2 separate regions of the Homo sapiens genome follow, and region 2 is linked to region 1. Evidence: chromatin loops called from intact Hi-C (ENCODE). Cell type or tissue: B cell. All regions are shown on one strand. Each heading gives the region's core, and the rest is flanking DNA. Links, peaks and the distances in the headings are about the cores only. Region 1 has its middle 180 kb from the start of INHBA. Region 2 holds the start of C7orf25 (chromosome 7 open reading frame 25).

The links. Peaks named below come from ENCODE experiments on the same cell type or tissue, not always from the same donor. Only the 100,000 strongest peaks of a DNase experiment are listed, where the experiment ranks them.
Region 2: a loop joins it to region 1, with 18 times the contacts of the local background. A loop is called at or near these places in 1 of 110 quality-filtered maps.

Annotation. Positions count from the first base shown.
Region 1 is chr7:41,879,221-41,883,606 of GRCh38, reverse strand. No RefSeq gene overlaps it. Among named protein-coding and RNA genes, the nearest start is that of INHBA, 180 kb to the right of the region's middle. RefSeq lists an enhancer at 1,619-2,168. In B cell, for the core only: no CTCF peak of the experiment used is centred there; DNase peaks (open chromatin) are centred at 656 and 1,766; H3K4me3 peaks cover 1,765 bases; H3K27ac peaks cover 2,907 bases.
Region 2 is chr7:42,909,485-42,913,870 of GRCh38, reverse strand. It overlaps C7orf25 (chromosome 7 open reading frame 25), which reads left to right and starts at 1,801. Exons shown (of 2, transcript NM_001099858.2): 1 at 1,801-1,956; 2 at 2,950-4,386. The coding sequence starts at 2,971. The coding sequence ends at 4,236. RefSeq lists enhancers at 1-58, 1,578-2,274, 2,275-2,972 and a silencer at 1,970-2,229. In B cell, for the core only: no CTCF peak of the experiment used is centred there; a DNase peak (open chromatin) is centred at 1,810; H3K4me3 peaks cover 1,586 bases; H3K27ac peaks cover 1,496 bases.

The DNA of each region.
Region 1 (4,386 bases), core at 181-4,180:
ACATCTTAAAGGTTATCCATCAAGTTTCTTAAAAGGAAATATATTGGTCTTAATTATTCTTATCTTATTATATAATATGCTGTGGATTTATTTTTTAACCTATAATCTTATGCCAAAAGAGGCCATTTAGGTTTATTTTTATTTGTAGAGTGAAACAGAAACAAAATATACGGGCCTATGTTTGCTGTTTTAAATTCTACTCTCTATTACTTTTCCTTTCAACTTGGAAAGGAATTTTGTGCTACAGGACGTTTGGCCCAGGGTCAGCGGCGCTCCCTGCAGGCCGGTGGGGATGGCCTGAGAGAATTCTGGGCCAGCAGGCGGCCATATATTTCTTCCATAATCCTGTATGCGCGGGCAAAGTATCAGGCAAAGGTATAAATAAAACGTTCTGACTCCACATATGGTATTTTGGGTTTACAAATCCTTCATAAACTTTTTCCATTCCTATCAGCAGTTTTATTCATTATGGGACATCCAGCAACTCTCCTTTCGGGATTATTTGAGAAGCAGTAAAGGCTTCCTGTGAAAGGAGCACGTTAGCTGTAAGATTTGTGCAAAGATCGAGTGCCTGGCGGGGAGTAATCCCTAGACTGCGGATCTCAAATGTTTGGTGGGGTTTCCCCTACTGCTGGCTTTCATGTTCTCAGGGCATCATTACTGCGGTGGTGCAGCCGTAATGATGGGAAAGTGCCTGCTTTCTCTTTTCCCCCAGGGCCCCAGGGTCATATCTATGGGCTGGCAGACATGTTTTCTCCTTTCTCTTTCCTGTTTGCATTCACCTTGTGATTTTACTGATTTGGGGGTTCAGAGTGGGAAATCAGGCCAAAAATATATACATTCGAGATTTAAAAACTGAGTTATATCCAGCTTCCCCTTGCAATTTGAAATTATACTCCTCTTTCCATCTCTGTGTAAGTATGGGTTTTGACCAGTTTACGGAAAAAGTATATATTGGATCAAAAAGAGGCAATAGTTGGGTGTGACCTGGGAGCCAAAGTATCTAGACACATCTTAATGGGTGGCCTCATTCGTAAGAACAAAGAGAAAGATCCCTTGCTGACTGAGTAGAGGAGAAACAGACATCCTCTGGAGCTGAGGCTGGCAGGGGACGCTACAGCGAGCCGGCCAGTATGAGTTCACAGCCCAGGTCACACACCCTCCCCTCTGCTTGGCAGCAAGCACTATGCCTGGCACAAGTTATTAAGTGTTGTTCAATGTTTTGGATAAATTAAGAGGGGCAAGTGCCAGACTAGATGGTGCCACATTTTTAACTCTGTCCTCTTCCAAACTGTAATCATCTTGGTTCCACCTGCTAATTACCATTCGAATGTATCCCTTCCACTACAATGGCATTGCCTCGCCTCTGATCCTTGGCTTCTACAGCTATTTACTATTACTCCAGATTGGGGTCCTCAGCTGCAGTCAGACCACCAGATAGATCTGTGAGTCCTCAGAGAAAGATCTACCTGTTAGCTAATAAACTAATAAACTTCAGCTCAGGGCCTCACTTGCACGGTCCCTTACAAGAGCTGGGGGAAGACCTTGCAATGTGTTCACATGGTCATATATTTTTGTAAAATGTATTAAAAGTGAGCTATATTTAGCCATAATTGGTTAAGACTGCTTCCCCTTTCTGTTTCGACTTCCCCTCTGTGCACCTACTGTTAGGGTGTCAGCGTCGTCACCAGCACTTTGGGGCCCCAGCTAAAAGGAAGTTGAGTTGCGAATATATTTAGTTTGGGTTCAGTAGGGGATATTTTTGTGGTTGGTAGTTGTTTCTGAATGCAGTTAAGTTATTACTAGTCATCCTGGTGTAGGAACGGCTTCTAGGAATACTCCTACGGCCCCCTGCACTGACGCACCCAGCCTCGTGACAGGAAGTGGAGGGTCAAACGTCATCTGGTGATATGAATTTGTCCTGCAGCATCTGACACCAGACGTTTATGCAGAATCAAGGAGAAGCAAAGTTTGAAATATACAAAGCAGGAAGCTGGTCTCTGGAAAATTCTTCCAAAGTCAGATATGTAAAATCGTAAGCAGAGGACTTTGTTTTCAATGACAGCTAGTCAAAACAGAAGTTGTCTCCTTTCAGGAATATAGCACGCCATGCTGTGTATACAATTATACAGGCCTCATACATTTTCCTTTCCTCCTTGATGAGAATTCTGCAAAAGAGATTTATTGGAATTCTCATGTTTTAACCTATGGTTGTGGTATTTATCATCATTCTAAAGTTCTATTTTTTTTGAGGTTTATCTTCTCATTCTAAATAACTGTTCAGTTTTATACCTAATTATATATTCTTGGTTTTGAATTTTTTTGCTTAAGAAGGGCTCCTCAAATTGTATAACATCAGGTTCCAGAAGATCTGTGTAAGCCACTGACTGTCCCTGGGGTTGTAGTCAGCCTGGTCTTCTCTTTTTTCTAAATTGAGACGGAGTTTCACTCTTGTTGCCCAGGCTAGAGTGCAGTGGCTCTATCTCGGCTCACTGCAACATCTGCCTCCCAGGTTCAAGTGATTCTCCTGCCTCAGCTTTCCAGATAGCTGGGATTACAGGCATCCACCATCACACCCGCTAATTTTTTGTATTTTTAGTAGAGACAGGGTTTCACCATGTTGGCCAGGCTGGTCTCAAACTCCTGACCTCAGGTGATCCACCTGCCTTGGCCTTCCAAAGTGCTGGGATTACAGGCATGAACCATTACGCCTGGCCAGGCTGGTCTTCTTAAAGCAGAAGGCTAGTAGGTGACGGCCCCCTAATTGGAATACTTTGACAACCTTTATCCTTCATAAACTGACATCCACTGCCCTCCTCCTACCTTTCTCATGCTATAGACCAGCCATGTGCACACTGACAGCTCCTGGGACACACAGCTTCATTGTTCGCCCCTCACCTCCTTTGACCATGTGGATCCCTGTAATCCCAATGACTACTTCAGTATTTGTTAGATAATCTTCTGTTTGTCTTTCAAAATACAGCAAAGGCAGAAAATAATGCAGGTGAGGTGAAAACCTGCCAGCATTAGAGTTGGCATAGGGTAGACTGCAGGGCCATGAGTGTTCACAGCTGGCCTCCTTGAGCCAGCCTTTGTAGGCTTATAGGGCCTGGAGCTCAACCATCAGTGGGAAATCTGGCATATACCCCTGGTGCCTGGCCCCTTTCTTGACAAAGAGTGAGTGCCAAATCCGTGTTGTGAAAGGCATCCATGAGACATCCCACTGTGGGTCCACCACCTAAAGCTCTGCAGCAGGAAGGATGTTGGTCTGGACTCTGTCCAGGCCTCTGGACTTTGCTTTTCCCTTCCCCCGACCTTCTGGTTTCTCCCCAGTCTATGTCACACGGTGCTCTGCAGTGTCTGTCTGGTCTGGTTATGGAATATCTCCAGCCACCTCCATTCTCATGCCTGCAATTCCTGACATTCCTGCTTTGCCCCATCTTTCAAGGCCAGAGCTCTGGGAATACCCTGGAGAGAACCATTTGTTTCTCCTTCATTCTTCATTTATCAAAATTTTCTCATTATCTTTCTCATTCTTAATTAGTGTCTGCCAAAGGAAAGGTGTCTGTAAATAGACTTCATCTTATATTTGTGACTAAAGGGTCCAAATCACATGTGGAAAAACAGAGCAGTAACTGGAGTTGTAGATATTCTTTGATTACATATCTAGTATTATTGGCAGGGACATTTATGACAATAAAGAAAAGGCCAGTTATTGTTGACAATATTTACTGAAAGCCATTTCAAGCAAGCACCTTTTCATTATTTAATATGTGCTTTATTAAATCACAAGACTGTTATACTAAATTAAGTCAGAGTTTTATTAAAATTTATAGATGATTGTCCCCTCTTTATTTCCCTTCCCATCATCTTCTCTGTGTCAGCGTATCGTAGTCTTTCGTTTCAGTTTAGGGATTTACATGTAAGGAAGATTGTGCCAAGTTACAGTCCTCCCTTGCCTCCCTTAGAATGCACATTATGTATCAAGAAAAGATATAAGGAGACTCTGGGAAACGTCCAGGCCAAAGAAAGCAAACGTTAAATCTATCATTCTCAAAGCATGCCCTTGGCCAACTTCACAGAGCTCTCCTGTGATTAGCTTTTTGGGGAATCATGAAAACAGTTTCCTTTGCATCCCCAAAGTTATGAACTTTATTTCTTCTTCCACATATCCAACTGGCCAGTGTGAAAGTCCACCAGTTTCTCTGGCTGGAGAGGGATACAAATGCGGCTCCACTCCTGAATCCCAGAAGCTGCAAATCTGCAGAGATAAATCAGCTCTTCACATTTGCCATCTCTAGGGTGAGCAAGGGGAGGGGTCCTCAGGACAGAAAGTGTATGTACCTTTTCTCAAAGCAGAAGCTCACCATTGTCCTGTTAACTTGA
Region 2 (4,386 bases), core at 76-4,075, 1.0 Mb before region 1:
GTGTTGCTGATAGGAAGCCTAATACTATTGCGTATGTGATGCCAAGTCCTTTGTAAGTTTTCCCCTCTGCAGCTCTTGGTTTTTCTCTTATCTGCTGTGTTCTGAAACTTCACAACCATGTTCCTTTGTGTGGGTTTCTTAATAGTCATTGTGGTGAGCACTCAGTGGGCCCTTGCACTGTGAAAAACGTTTCTGTTTGCTAAATTTTCTATTAAGTTTTTGAAAAATTTTCTCTTCATTTTGTTTTTGTTTCTAAACTCCTGTTAATTGGATACTGGATCCTTTTGTTTTTGCTCCATTTTTCATCTATTTCTACTTTCTAAATTTTTCCAACTCATTGATGTTTTGAAATTTGGGATATGATTTTTACTACAGAAGAACCATTTCCTGTGCTCTGCTGTCTCCTTAAAAAAAGAAATCCTCTTGTTTCATAGCTGAAATATCTTTTATTTGAAGATGCTAGTTATAGAATACTTTTTGAGACCATTTTGTTCTGTTTTCCATTTCCTTCAAATAACAAAAACGTTGGGAAATGCTGTGTTCGTGAGGCTCACACTAGGGGATGCTGAATGTTGGTATTGCCGAGCCATTTCTCTAGGGTCTTTTGTCTACTCATTTCTTCAGAGAAAAATAGGGTTATGGGGAGATAGTGGTAGGGAGCGGTAGAGGGGTGCCTGCATTATGGGAGGGGCAGAGAAGGGGGCTGCTAGCATTGCACTATTCAGTAGGAAAACATCATGGCACCTCTCATCCTTTGTTAGGCTTTGTGTCTGGAATCCCTCTGATGCCCTGTCTTTAGCATCTTAAACTAGTCTTCTGCCTGAACAATTTACTGCCCTCCCTTCTACCTTCAAGGCACCTGAAGCTTTCTGGGGTTCTGCTTTGTGAATCAGTGGCTAAATATCCCCTTCTACAAGCAGTTTGCTCAGTTCTCCTGACACCATCTGCAAAGAGGGTGCTTGGGTTCAGGTAACCTCCCTATGGCTCACTTATCTGTAAAGCATACTTAATATCTCTACCTTTTAGGTTGTTTAAAGGAGTGAACAATGTGTAAAACACTTAGAACAATGTCTGTCACGCTGTAAGGACTGAATAAGTTATTGCTCTTGTCCTCCAAAAATGTGTTGGTATAACCGGTCTGCAGTCATCTCTTCTCTTGTTCTTTTTGCCTTTGTTTGTTCCCTTTGTCATTGCTTTACTGTTATTTGGAGAAGGAGCATTGCTTTACTGTTAAGTTTGGAGAAGGAGCAGGATACACAGGATTAATTATAACTGGAAGTCCTCTTTAATATTTTAAATTAGCTTTACTTTCTTACAGCCCTAATCTTTCTGGGTGACTCTGGACACTCTACTACAGTAATATGAATATGGCAGCCCCTCGGAAGCCATGCAATCATTTCTTCTCTTCAGAAGGACAGCACACTTTCTTTGGAGGGCCCAGGACAATGCAGTGGAAAGTGCTTTGGCTTGGAGGCAGAAGTCCCAGAGGCAGTACTTCTCAGCTGTCACCTCTGACAAGCTTCTCCAGCGTTTCTTCTGTTAAAATGAGCCCCCAAAATGCCTACGACCCGGTTGCGATCGAGTGGCCGACGCCCCCAGTGGGAGTGAGGCCCAGCACGCGAGCTCGGTCCCTCTTCCTGGAGCCAGGTGGGTGCGCGCCTTCAGGCTCACCCGGCGGCGCAAGCGGGAGAAGCCAGGTGCCCTCAATAAACATGGCCGCCACGCCAGCGTCAACCCGGCTCGGGAGGCCGCGCTGCCGCTTGGGAATCGCAGGTTTGGCGTCACCCGGCCCGGAACCACGTGATGCAGGAGGTGCCCGAGGCGGCGGGGCTCGCGCGGGTGGAGCCGCCTCGGCGTTCGAGCGGGGTGGGGGCTGCCCGGTTGAGATTTCCCGGCGGGTCCCGGCCTCTGCGTGCACGCGCCTGCGTGCTCGCGCTCGCGGTTCTGGCGCTGCCGGTGAGGAGCCGGGGAGCGAGGCGGGGAGGCTGGGAGCGGGGCGCCTCTTCTGAGGCCAGAGGGGGCTGGGCAGGGCCGGCCCGGCGGGAAGGGGGTCGGCCGCGCGCTATCAGCGCCTGGTCCCTGAGCCGCGGCGCTGGCGGTGGGGGCTTTTCGGCCCCGGCCCCTCCTGGCAGGGCCCGGCTGTGCAGGTGGCCGGGCAGGGCCGAGGGCCCCGCAGCCCACCGAGAAGGCCCCGCCGGCCTCTGGCCCGCCCACCCGGCGACCTGCGCTGGGGCCGCTTGCACGGCCGCCGCGGGTTGCAGCCTTGGAGTTTAGTTTCATCTTCGGATTTTCCTTCAGAGTCGGAGTGGGAGTGGGACGCAAGTTGGTGGTCTTCTTCGGTCTTTTAAAATAGTCTGGGTTGACGTCAAATGCAGAAATGAGGCAGTGTTGATTTTTTTTGGCGTAAGTACCCCAAGCCTCGGGGGAAATCATGAGGCAGCCGGTTGAAGGAGACCAACTCGGGAAGGAGGAAAAGGTTAGGGAGGCTGAAGTGCTCAGTTTAGGACAGACACTTGCTTTGGACAGTTTGCTAACTAGCCAGTCTGTGTGTATTTTTGTTTTCGGCATTTTTGTCGCCTTTATTAAAATTTCTCAGCAGTTAAACAGGCCGCTGATAGACATAAGGGAATTATTTATATAGCAGATTGCCCAACTCTTGCATTGTATCCTAACCTAGGACCATGCTGTGTCCCCATGGCTTTCAAGCTGAAGAAATGAAGGTCTAAAGTGTGTCAGACGTACCTAAAGAAGAGTTCAAAAGTGTAGCTGCCATCCTTTCCTTAGCTATCAGAGGAAGCAGTCACTCCAGAATGAGACATACACAAGCCCGGGTTCATAGACTCACCCTCCATAAGCTGTGTTGCTAGATTGAAGTTTTTAATCACCAGTGAAGAATTGATTGTCATAATTTTAGGAGACTACTGAAGTTTGCCTTGTTTCTTTCCCTAGGAAAGGAATAATGCTGACAGCATGTCTGCACATTCCATGCTCTGTGAACGAATCGCCATAGCCAAGGAACTGATCAAGAGAGCAGAATCACTTTCTAGATCAAGAAAAGGTGGCATAGAAGGTGGTGCAAAGCTGTGCAGCAAATTGAAGGCAGAATTAAAATTCTTGCAGAAAGTAGAAGCTGGGAAAGTAGCTATTAAAGAGTCTCATTTACAGAGCACTAACCTAACACACCTGAGAGCCATTGTGGAATCAGCAGAAAACCTGGAAGAAGTTGTTAGTGTTCTTCATGTCTTTGGTTATACAGATACCTTAGGAGAAAAGCAAACCCTTGTGGTAGATGTAGTTGCAAATGGTGGTCATACTTGGGTGAAAGCCATTGGCCGGAAGGCTGAAGCTCTTCATAACATCTGGCTGGGCAGGGGCCAATATGGTGACAAAAGCATCATTGAGCAGGCTGAAGACTTCCTCCAGGCCAGTCACCAGCAGCCAGTGCAGTATAGCAACCCTCACATCATCTTTGCATTTTACAACAGTGTCTCCAGCCCCATGGCAGAGAAGCTGAAAGAAATGGGCATATCTGTGAGAGGAGACATAGTAGCAGTCAACGCTCTGTTAGATCACCCTGAAGAGCTTCAACCAAGTGAGAGTGAATCAGATGATGAGGGCCCTGAACTTTTGCAGGTGACCAGAGTTGACCGAGAAAATATACTAGCAAGTGTTGCGTTTCCAACAGAAATTAAGGTCGATGTGTGCAAAAGAGTAAATCTGGACATTACTACTTTAATCACATATGTATCTGCCCTCAGCTATGGAGGCTGCCACTTTATTTTCAAAGAGAAAGTGCTCACAGAACAAGCAGAGCAAGAGAGGAAAGAGCAGGTTCTACCTCAGCTGGAGGCCTTTATGAAGGACAAGGAGTTGTTTGCTTGTGAATCTGCTGTCAAGGACTTTCAGTCTATTTTAGATACCTTAGGAGGACCTGGGGAGAGAGAGAGGGCCACTGTGTTAATTAAGCGAATTAATGTGGTACCAGACCAGCCTTCTGAGCGTGCCTTGAGACTAGTGGCCAGTTCAAAAATTAATAGCCGCTCATTAACAATTTTTGGGACGGGAGACACCCTAAAAGCCATCACAATGACTGCTAATAGTGGTTTTGTCAGAGCTGCAAACAACCAGGGTGTTAAATTTAGTGTGTTTATCCATCAGCCCAGAGCACTTACTGAGAGTAAAGAGGCTCTAGCCACCCCCTTACCAAAAGACTACACAACTGACAGTGAACACTAAAGATACCCTTTAAATATTTTTGTGGAAGTAAGTTATTTATACCAAAGGCTGGGTCTTCCCATCTAAACTGGTGGGAAAAAAGGTCTATAGTAAAAGTAAAACTGAGAACTCTTAAACCAGTAGAGTTTCTTTGTCTCTCATCTAAAGTAT